Regions from separate parts of the Homo sapiens genome. Here region 1 is linked to region 2. A link is a contact called in ENCODE Hi-C data. All regions are on one chromosome and are shown on one strand. Each heading gives the region's core, a stretch centred on a gene start or an enhancer-like site at or near the end of the contact. The rest is flanking DNA. Distances are from core to core; before and after follow the strand shown. Region 1 has its middle 68 kb from the start of TFEC. Region 2 holds the start of TFEC (transcription factor EC).

Evidence for each region. Hi-C counts contacts between places; a loop is a spot of excess contacts on that map. Pooled maps may share reads with other maps.
Region 1: a map of endothelial cell of umbilical vein shows a loop between it and region 2 (4-fold over the local background). The contact joins the enhancer-like site here to the promoter of TFEC in region 2. A Hi-C loop is called at or near these places in 3 of 168 maps with a recorded cell type or tissue (CD14-positive monocyte, DLD1 and endothelial cell of umbilical vein), 1 of 37 single-sample maps with no recorded cell type and 1 of 50 pooled maps.

Annotation. Positions count from the first base shown.
Region 1 is chr7:116,096,088-116,100,480 of GRCh38, reverse strand. It overlaps a transcript of TFEC not described here. Among named protein-coding and RNA genes, the nearest start is that of TFEC, 68 kb to the right of the region's middle. RefSeq lists an enhancer at 2,752-3,046. Within about 2 kb of position 2,925, at least 4 of the 41 ENCODE cell types and tissues checked have a DNase peak (open chromatin) inside an H3K27ac peak, as active enhancers do; they include endothelial cell of umbilical vein, where a contact is called at or near this core.
Region 2 is chr7:116,028,376-116,033,075 of GRCh38, reverse strand. It overlaps TFEC (transcription factor EC), which reads left to right and starts at 2,313. Exons shown (of 8, transcript NM_012252.4): 1 at 2,313-2,443.

The DNA.
Region 1 (4,393 bases), core at 1,676-4,175, 67 kb before region 2:
CATGAAGACTGGCATACTTTAAAGTTTGTTGCAGTTAAGATGCTGAAAAATGGGATGTTTTTCATATTAATGTGCTTACTAGATTGTTTGACCTAAAATAATAGCTTGAGTAGTAAATTTCACAAATTACTCTTAATAACATGATTTGGCAAAATTACAGTGACAGATGAACATTTTAAACTTTTAAGAGTGCTGATCTCCATGTTTGGCAATTGGATCTTCTCTTTTAGACTATTTTCAAATAGATGATAAGAAAAAGAGACCACAGTCTATAGTGGTTTAAGGCTTGGTTCTTTGTATAAAGGTATATTTAGTAAAATATATTAATTGCCTCTGGGTAAACTCTGAATTTATTAACTTTTAGCCATTTGATATTACAAAGGCAGGCAGAAATTGGAGCTATAGTCAGTATTGGTAAATTAAAAATACAATATACAAATTAGGTTCTGTATAAATTCAATTTCCCATACCATCTACATTGATGCTGTTAATCTCTTCCAAAACACTCAGAACATCATAAACACTTCAGATTTTAAAAAAGTTAGAATCATTATGAAAGGCTTTTAAAATAAAGGTTGAAATGAAAGCACTCAACTACACAATTGGATTAACCCATTTATTTTGGCTTATATTTAAGTACAATTTAAACATTTAGTAATAATATGCTGTATTAGTTACGCATTGTTGCAATACCAACTACTATGAAAATCAGTGACCTAAAACAACTATGTTACTTCTTCATGATTCTCTGGGTTAGCAATATGGGCTAGGTTCATTCGCTTGCTTCCATTCTGCATCTTGTTGGGTGAGTGTCCTGGAGATTGATATTTTAAGACAGCTTCACTCAAAAGTCTTGTTTGAGACTGACTGATGACTGTTGGCTGAGCCGTGTGTCTCTAGCAGTATGGTTTGGCTTCTTCATATGTGGATCTAAAAGCAAGAAGAAAGGGGACTGGTCGTAATGTGGAAGTTATTTTAAACTTCTACTTGTATGTTGTCCCTTCAGCCAAATCATCATGGCTAACTCTAGAGTCGCCGTGGGAGAAGACTGCATAATGGAGTGGATAGAGGGAGGTGTGATTCATTGGGTACCCTAACTGTAAAAATCTACCACATATTGCTATTCAGGATTACCAGTTAGCAGAACCTTACTTTCCTAATTATTTAACATGGTGCAGTCATTACTAGAATCTTGTGCTAAATCCTGTAAATCTGCAAGAGAAGAGAACTGTGTAGAAAATGTAAAGATCAGTGAAACGAATTCCTTACTTGATCAGTTTTTCTCTCTACATATTTTTGATACCGATTCTTTGTAGGACATGTGGTTTGCCAATATTTATTCCCTATCTATCTTTTCATCCTTTTAACAAGATCTTTCACAGAGAAAAACATTTTAATTTTGATAAAGTCCAATTTAATGAATATTTATTTTATGGATTGTGCTTTTGGTATCATGTAAGAACTCTTTTTATACATTGCTAGATTCAATTTGCCAGTATTTTGCTGAAGACTTTTGCTTCTAAATCTATGAAAGATATTGATCTGTAATTTTCTTTTCCTTCCTTCCTTCCTTCCTTCCTTCCTTCCTTCCTTCCTTCCTTCCTTCCTTCCTTTTCTTCCTCTCTCTTTCTTTCTTCTTTTCCTTCTTGCTTTTGTTTTTGTCTGGTTTTGGTATCAAGGTGATGCTGATCTCATAACATAAGTTGGGAAGTATTCATTTAAATGATATTTTCTGAAAGAGATTCTGTGTAATTGGTGCCAATTCTTAGTTAATGTTTGGTCATCTGGGCCTAAAGATTAATTTATTGTTTTCAAATTTAAGATCAGTTACTTTAACAGTTATAGGGTATTAAAATCGCTAACTAAAATTGTGGATTTGTCTATTTTTCTTTCAGTTCTCTCAGTTTTCCTTCTATATATGTTGATGAACTGTTGTTTGGTGCATGTACAGTAGGATGACTAGGTGTTCTTGGTGGATTCACCCTTTCACTATTATGTAATAGCCTTCTTTGTTTCTGCTTAAGTCTTTTTGCTCAGAAGTCTATTTTATGTGATACTAATACAGTTATTCTTGGTTGCGGCTGGGCGCAGTGGTTCACGCCGAGACCAGTCTAGGCAACACAGTGAAACCCCATCTCTACTAAAATAGAAAAATTAGCTGGGCGTGGTGGTGCACGCCTGTAGTCCTAGCTACTCGGGAGACTGAGGCAGGAGAATCGCTTGCACCCGGGAGAGGGAGGTTGCAGTGAGCCGAGATCGTGACACTGCACTCCAGCCTATGCAGCAGAGTGAGACTCCGTCTCAAAAAAAAGAAAAAAAAAGTTAATGTTTGCATAGTATATCTTTTTCTGTCCACTCAATTTGCTTATATTATCATGTTTTTAGCAAGTTTCTTATAATTTTGGTCATGTTTTTATCCACCTTGCTAATCTCTATCTTTTGATTGATATGTTTAGATCAGTTACAGTTAGTATAACTATTGATATGTGAAGAGTTAAGTCTGTCAGTTTATGTATTTATTGTTTGTTCACTCACTCTGTTTCTCATTCTTTGATTTCCCTTTTCTGTCCTTACTGTAGATAATTTAAACATTTTTCAGAGTTTCATTTTGATTTATTTACACTATTTCTGAGTCCATATCATTGGATAGTTTTGTTTTGTTTTGTTTTTTAGTGGTTGCTCTGGGTATTACAGCACAATAATCTTCCTTTATTCACAGTTTTGTTTGTGCTGTTTTCGGTTATCCATGGTTAACCGTGGTTTAAAAATATCAAATACAAAATTCCAGAAATAAACAATTCACAGGTTTGAATTGTGCTCCATTCTGAGGAGTGTGATGAGATCACACACCTTCCTTCTCTGTCCCCTGTGGAATATGAATCATCCCTTTGTCCTGCATCGCCACACTATAAAAGCTACTTCCTGTTAGTCACTTAGTAGCCATTTTCGTTATCAGATTAACTTTTGCTGTCTCACACTGCTTGTGTCCAAGTCACCCTTATTTTACTTAATAATGGCCCAAAAATGCAAGAATATTGATGTTGGCATATTGTTATAATTGTTCTATTTTATTATGTTGTTGTTAATATCTGACTGAAGCTAATTTGTAAATTAAAATTTATCATAGACATGTCTATATAGGAGAAAACATAGTAAATGTAGAGTTCAGTACTAATGCAGTTTCAGGCAGCTACTGGGGGTCTTAGAACATATCCTCCCATGGATAAAGGGGGACTACTGTATACATATGTCTACTGTCACGGTCTACATACTTCATAGTCTCCTGTATTGACATTTTACCACTTTGCGTAAAGTATAGAAAATTGATTTATATTCAGATTCTTTTATCCTGCCCACTTTCTTTTTTCTTTCTTTCTTTCTTTTTTTTTTTTGAAACAGAGTGTCGCTCTGTCGCCAGGCTGGAGTGTAGTGGTGCAATCTCAGCTCACTGCAACCTCCGACTCCCTGGTTCGAGCGATTCTCCTGCCTCAGCCTCCCGAGTAGCTGGGATTACAGGCATGCGGCACCACGCTCAGCTAATTTTTGTATTTTTAGTAGAGATGGGGTTTCACCATGATGGCCAGGATGTTCTCGATTTCCTGACTTCGTGATCTGCCCTCTTCGGCCTCCCAAAGTGCTGGGATTACAGGCGTGAGCCACAGCGCCCAGCCTATCTTGCCCACTTTCTATTTATAATATTAGTTTGTCTAAATACTTTGAGCACACATCAGAAGGCATTGTAATATTTGCTTAAATCATCAAACATGACTTTACAAGCTCATGAAAAAAGAACTGTCAAAACTCAAGAATAAGAAAACAACCCAGTTTAAAATGCACAAAATATCGGGACAGATACTTTACAAAAGAAGATATACAAGTGGAAAAAAAAAACGCATAGTAAGAGGACTCTCAGTATCATATGTCATGGAGAAGTTGCAAATTAATATGACAGTGAGATTCTACTATACACATATTAGAATGGCTAAAATCCAAAACAATGAAAATACCACATATTGTCAAGGATCCACCTGCTCCAACCTTCCTTTTTTCTTTTGTTTTATTTTTGGAGAGAGAAATACAGTTTAATTTCGTCACCAAATGAAAACGACATTAAGGACAGATTATGCTCATTTAAAATATGAGACTATTTGACAAGTATGAAGGTAATAGCAATACAAAAGTGAAGCAACAGTCAGAGATTTTATAAAGAAACCACCCTTAAAATTTTATATCTCAGGAAGGCAAGACAAGTAGTTATAGGGGTGTGTGTGTTTATGTGTGTGTGTGGAGCGGGGAGTGTTGATGTTGGCTGAGCCCATAAGACAGTAGAAATCTTAGTCAAAGTATCTGGGAAAAAGTCCTGTAAGAGTTGTTGAAGAAGAAGGATTTAGTC
Region 2 (4,700 bases), core at 1,064-3,563:
TGCATCTTGCAGGGAGTCTGTAAACATCAATCAGGTAAAGACAGAAGGTAAGATTTAAATTATATCAGTTATTTATAAGATCTCCCTCATTCTTGTCATAAGGGAGCAGATAATTTGTGGTAAAATTATTTTGTGGCAAGTAGTATACTATACTAAAAGTTTGGTTTATAAACTATTTTTGAAATGAAAACTATATTTTATTAGAAACGACATGCATGATTTTTAAAAATTTTTAACTATTATTTTAAGTTCAGTGATACATGTGCAGGTTTGTTACATAGGTAAACTTGTGTCATGGGGGTTTGCTGTACAGATTATTTTGTCACCCAGATATTAAGCCTAGTGCCCATTAATTATTTTTCCTGATCCTCTCACTCCTCCAGCCTTCCACCCTCTGATAGGCCCCAGTGTGTGTTGTTCCCCTCTATGTGTCCTTGTGTTCTCATCATTTAGCTCCCACTTATAAGAGAGAAGATGCAATATTTGGTTTTCTGTTCCTGCATTAATTTCCTAAGGATAATGGCCTCCAGCTCCATCCATGTTCCTGCAAAGGACATGATCTCATTCTTTTTTATGACTGTATAGTATTCTGTGATGTATATGTACCACATTTTCTTTATCCAGTCTACCATTGATGGGCATTTAGGTTGATTCCATGTCTTTCCTCCGTGAATAGTGCTGCAGTGAACATACGTGTGCATGTGTCTTTATAATAGATTGATTTATATTCCTTTGGGCATATACCTAGTAATGGGATTGCCAGGTTGAATGGTATTTCTGGTTTTAGATAGAGGAATTGCCACACTTTATATAAAATATAGAAGCAATAGATAAAAATGTAAAAAAAGTAACTACCCGATTATGCCACCATTAAGAAATAACTGATATTAACAAATAGATGCTTATTCTTTCAGGTGTGAATATGTATCTATGTGCATGTTTCCAACTTTTGAAGCCCACATAGTAATACAGCTTTAAAATTTACCTTCTGAAGCTCGCAAATGTATTTCATACAAATACATTAAATATGTTAAACATGTTGTATCATACAAATGTATTAAACTCTAATTCAATCTAAAGTATTTTCTAATGAGTTAAAATCCCAAATATTTTCTTTTCTCACAATGTTTCTAATATCAATGTTGTTTATTTCTAATACTAACCTAAATAAATTGATTTTACACTTAATTATTTACTATTTCCATTCACCTTAGGAGATTTAGATGTATGATAAAACAACCAGAAAAGGTAAGGTGACTCAAAAATGTGCTATTGATAGTGACAGAACAATTTTTTTACTTAATAGCTTTGAAGTTCTTACAGAAGATATAGTGCTGAAATATTTTCATATAATCTCCACTTCTTGACAAACACAAATGTCAATTTAATTGCACAATTTTTAGATCACAAAGGCAAGAGAAATCTGAATGTAACCTTCACATTAAACTTCAGTAGCTTGCATAAATGCCTTGCTTTGCATATATTTTTTAAAATATAGGTAAGACAAGAAAGTCATGTAACTGTTACAAGAATGAATTCAGATTTTCACAGTGTGAATTACAGGGTGGGAACAAAGTTGTACCTTTCCATTTTAAGTTCCTGAGATACCTAACACATGAAATGAGACCTCTTTTATCACATTGGTAAAGGCATGAGTATCCTATATTCATGTCCCTTAAAAATACAAATGAAATTGGGATGTAAATAATAATTATAAGACAAAGAAATCTCATAAGCTGAACTGTGTATTTTTAATCTACATGGGAAGATAAAATATTCTTGGACAAGATAAAAATTATCCTGGGGTCACTTTAGGAGTAAAATCATATGTAAGAAAAATGTAATTATAGAAAATATGGAAAATGCAATGGCCTTAAAAACTCAAAATCTATTAATGCTCTAAAGAAATGTGCAATTCCTAAAATTGAAAAAAAAATGATGCAGGTCAATTTGTTGAAGAAATGTTCATTGTGAAACATAACATGTTGCAATAAATGTAGGATCTCAGTCCATTATGATAACAACCATGTACTGCTTGTGTATATTCTGGTAAGAATTGTTAATTATGGAGCCACAATGGGACCAACAAGAGCTTTTACTGTGGCCACAGTATTGTGGAGTAGTTTTCTAGGAGTGCTCTTTCTCAAATTAGTGGCATATTTCAGATAAAGAAAGGAAGTCGTCTTAACTTGAAACTGCTGTGTCATTTCTTCTTCCTTAACTGAAATTCCAACCAGGGTTCAGGAAATGCCCTAATGAGCCACTTCTCTTTTCTCTTTCCTCAACTAACTGGATTCCAACCAGCCCAAAGTATTCATTACTCACGGCTAGATCGTTTACTTTGGTTGTCCCTTCTGGCATGGTGCATATGTTATGGGAAGAGGGATTATAATTTGGTGCTGTTTGTAGAGATGACAACACTGATAAAATCCACTCATTGCTGGTAGGTAACTAAACCGGCAGGTTAATTTTCTGTACTTTAAACAAACTAGGAAGACAAACTAATCAATACTTGTTTTATTTTGATATGTGTGGCTTGCTTATAATTATAATTTCATCTTTTATGATAACTAGGTATCAGGATATCTGAGTAGTCAAGTTGTGATTTGCTATTATTTGGGGAAAATATGTCTGAAACTCTATTAATGTCTTATTTCAACCAAGATGTGGAAATCACTGTTTTAGTTCATGGTAACCAAAGTTATTTATTTTTCAAGTTTAATATTTTCAGATATTTACTAAATTGGAACATGATTTAACATTTTGTTGCCTCTTATATATGTTATTTTATGAGTAAATATTAATTTTTGTTTACATTTGAGCAATATCTATTTTATTGGCTTTAAAGGTAAGAAAATATGAGCTCTATTTATAGCAAAATAGTACCAGATAGTATATTAGCATATATTCTTATTCCAGGACTAAAAATTAATTCCTATTTTTATGTAGATGTGGATCTAAATAGCTTGTGTAGAAGATGTCAAGTATCCCAATGCAACAACCTTTTTTTGAGATGGAGTCTCACCCTGTCACCCAGGCTGGAGTGCAATGGCGTGATCTCTGCTCACTGCAACGTCTGCCTCCCGGGTTGAAGTGATTCTCCTGCCTCAGCCTTCCAAGTAGCTGGGATTACAGGCATGCGCCACCACACCTGGCTAATTTTTTTTTTTTGTATCTTTAGTAGAGACGCAGTTTCACCATGTTGGCCAGGCTTGTCTTGAACTCCTGACCTCATGATCTGCCTGCCTTGGCCTCCCAGCAATTACTTTTTTAAAGTAATAGTTTTCAATTGTAATAATCAAAAGAGTTGTAGTAGAAACTTTAAGATTAAGATACATATGAAGATATTTATACACATGTACATACATATATATATGCTGTATATATACATTTGCTTATATAAATTACAATAGATATAATTTCATATATATTTATATAAGTTATAACTCCATACTTTCAATATTGTCTTAGAATATTTCACTGGGAATATGCATTTTAAGGGAAGGAGAAACCTGAGGTAATTTCAAATTCATTTTGGATAGTTTATAAGAAACTTCATTTAACTATAAGAGTGTAAAATAACCTTCATGATTCTTTCGTATTCAGAAAGTGTGTCAGCACAGCAAAGTGAAATGGTACGCAGTTTATTATCAGCATTATTCGGACAATTCTGCTTCACTTCTATTTTAGATGAATCTGAGTGTAGCAGTGCACTTGCAAGTATCTTTTAAATTTATGTTAAATATTTTACTTTTGGATGGAAGCTACTTTAAGTAGGCTAAACTTTAAGATCTCCTTTTAAGAAGTTTTTTTAAACTTTTTTTTTTAGCTCTAAAACAAATGGAATACATATAATTTTCATGTCTATTTCCTTGGTTTGGGTTATTATTACTTTTTTTTTAAGTTTTCAATTTTATTCCAAAACAGTAGAATAGTTCAATGTAGTACATTTTGTTGAACTGAAACTTGGAGCTCATGTCAAAAATGAAACAAGCTGAAAAATGTTTCTTAAAAGTCAGTTTAATTTTAACGACTGCGGCATAAGGTTTGTTGTAAGTTCTAGATAGCCCAAAATAATTACAAGACATTTAAATAAGGTACAAATTTGTAGCATAGTGAAATTTTCAGAAATACTACTAACTTATATAGTGGAAGTAAAAATAGTTTTGAAAACAGTGGTTTGAATAGTCAGAAAGGAGAAATAAGGAAAGAAGAAACTGAAAGAAACAAAATATTCTTACACAATGGTTTTAGATAAACTAGTGAAATATAACTCAAATGGAATCATTATGGCTGTTGATATTTTCCATAATAGTGGAAAAGCAATCACTTAATCTTTTATAAATCGTTTTACAAATAAAGCTATCAGATGTCAATTAGACATTCCAGATTCTTCATGGAGATGAAAGCTCTTACAGTAAAAAATACTGGATTATGATATGGAGTGATAGCAGATCCAGAAAGGTGGTGTTTACAAATAGGTTGCTATTTTGAACTATTTGTCAACAAAATAAAACACATGCATAGTGCAAAGCATGGTTCCTGCACAGATTTTACTGGGGGTGTTTACTAAGAAGAGTCTGGGAGGCATAGAGCAGTAGGAATGACAATCATCCCCAAAGTCATAACCTACGAAGAGAGAGGTTAACAGTAGTCTTGTAGGAAAAGAAAAACAGCAAGAAACTAATTTACGCAAATAT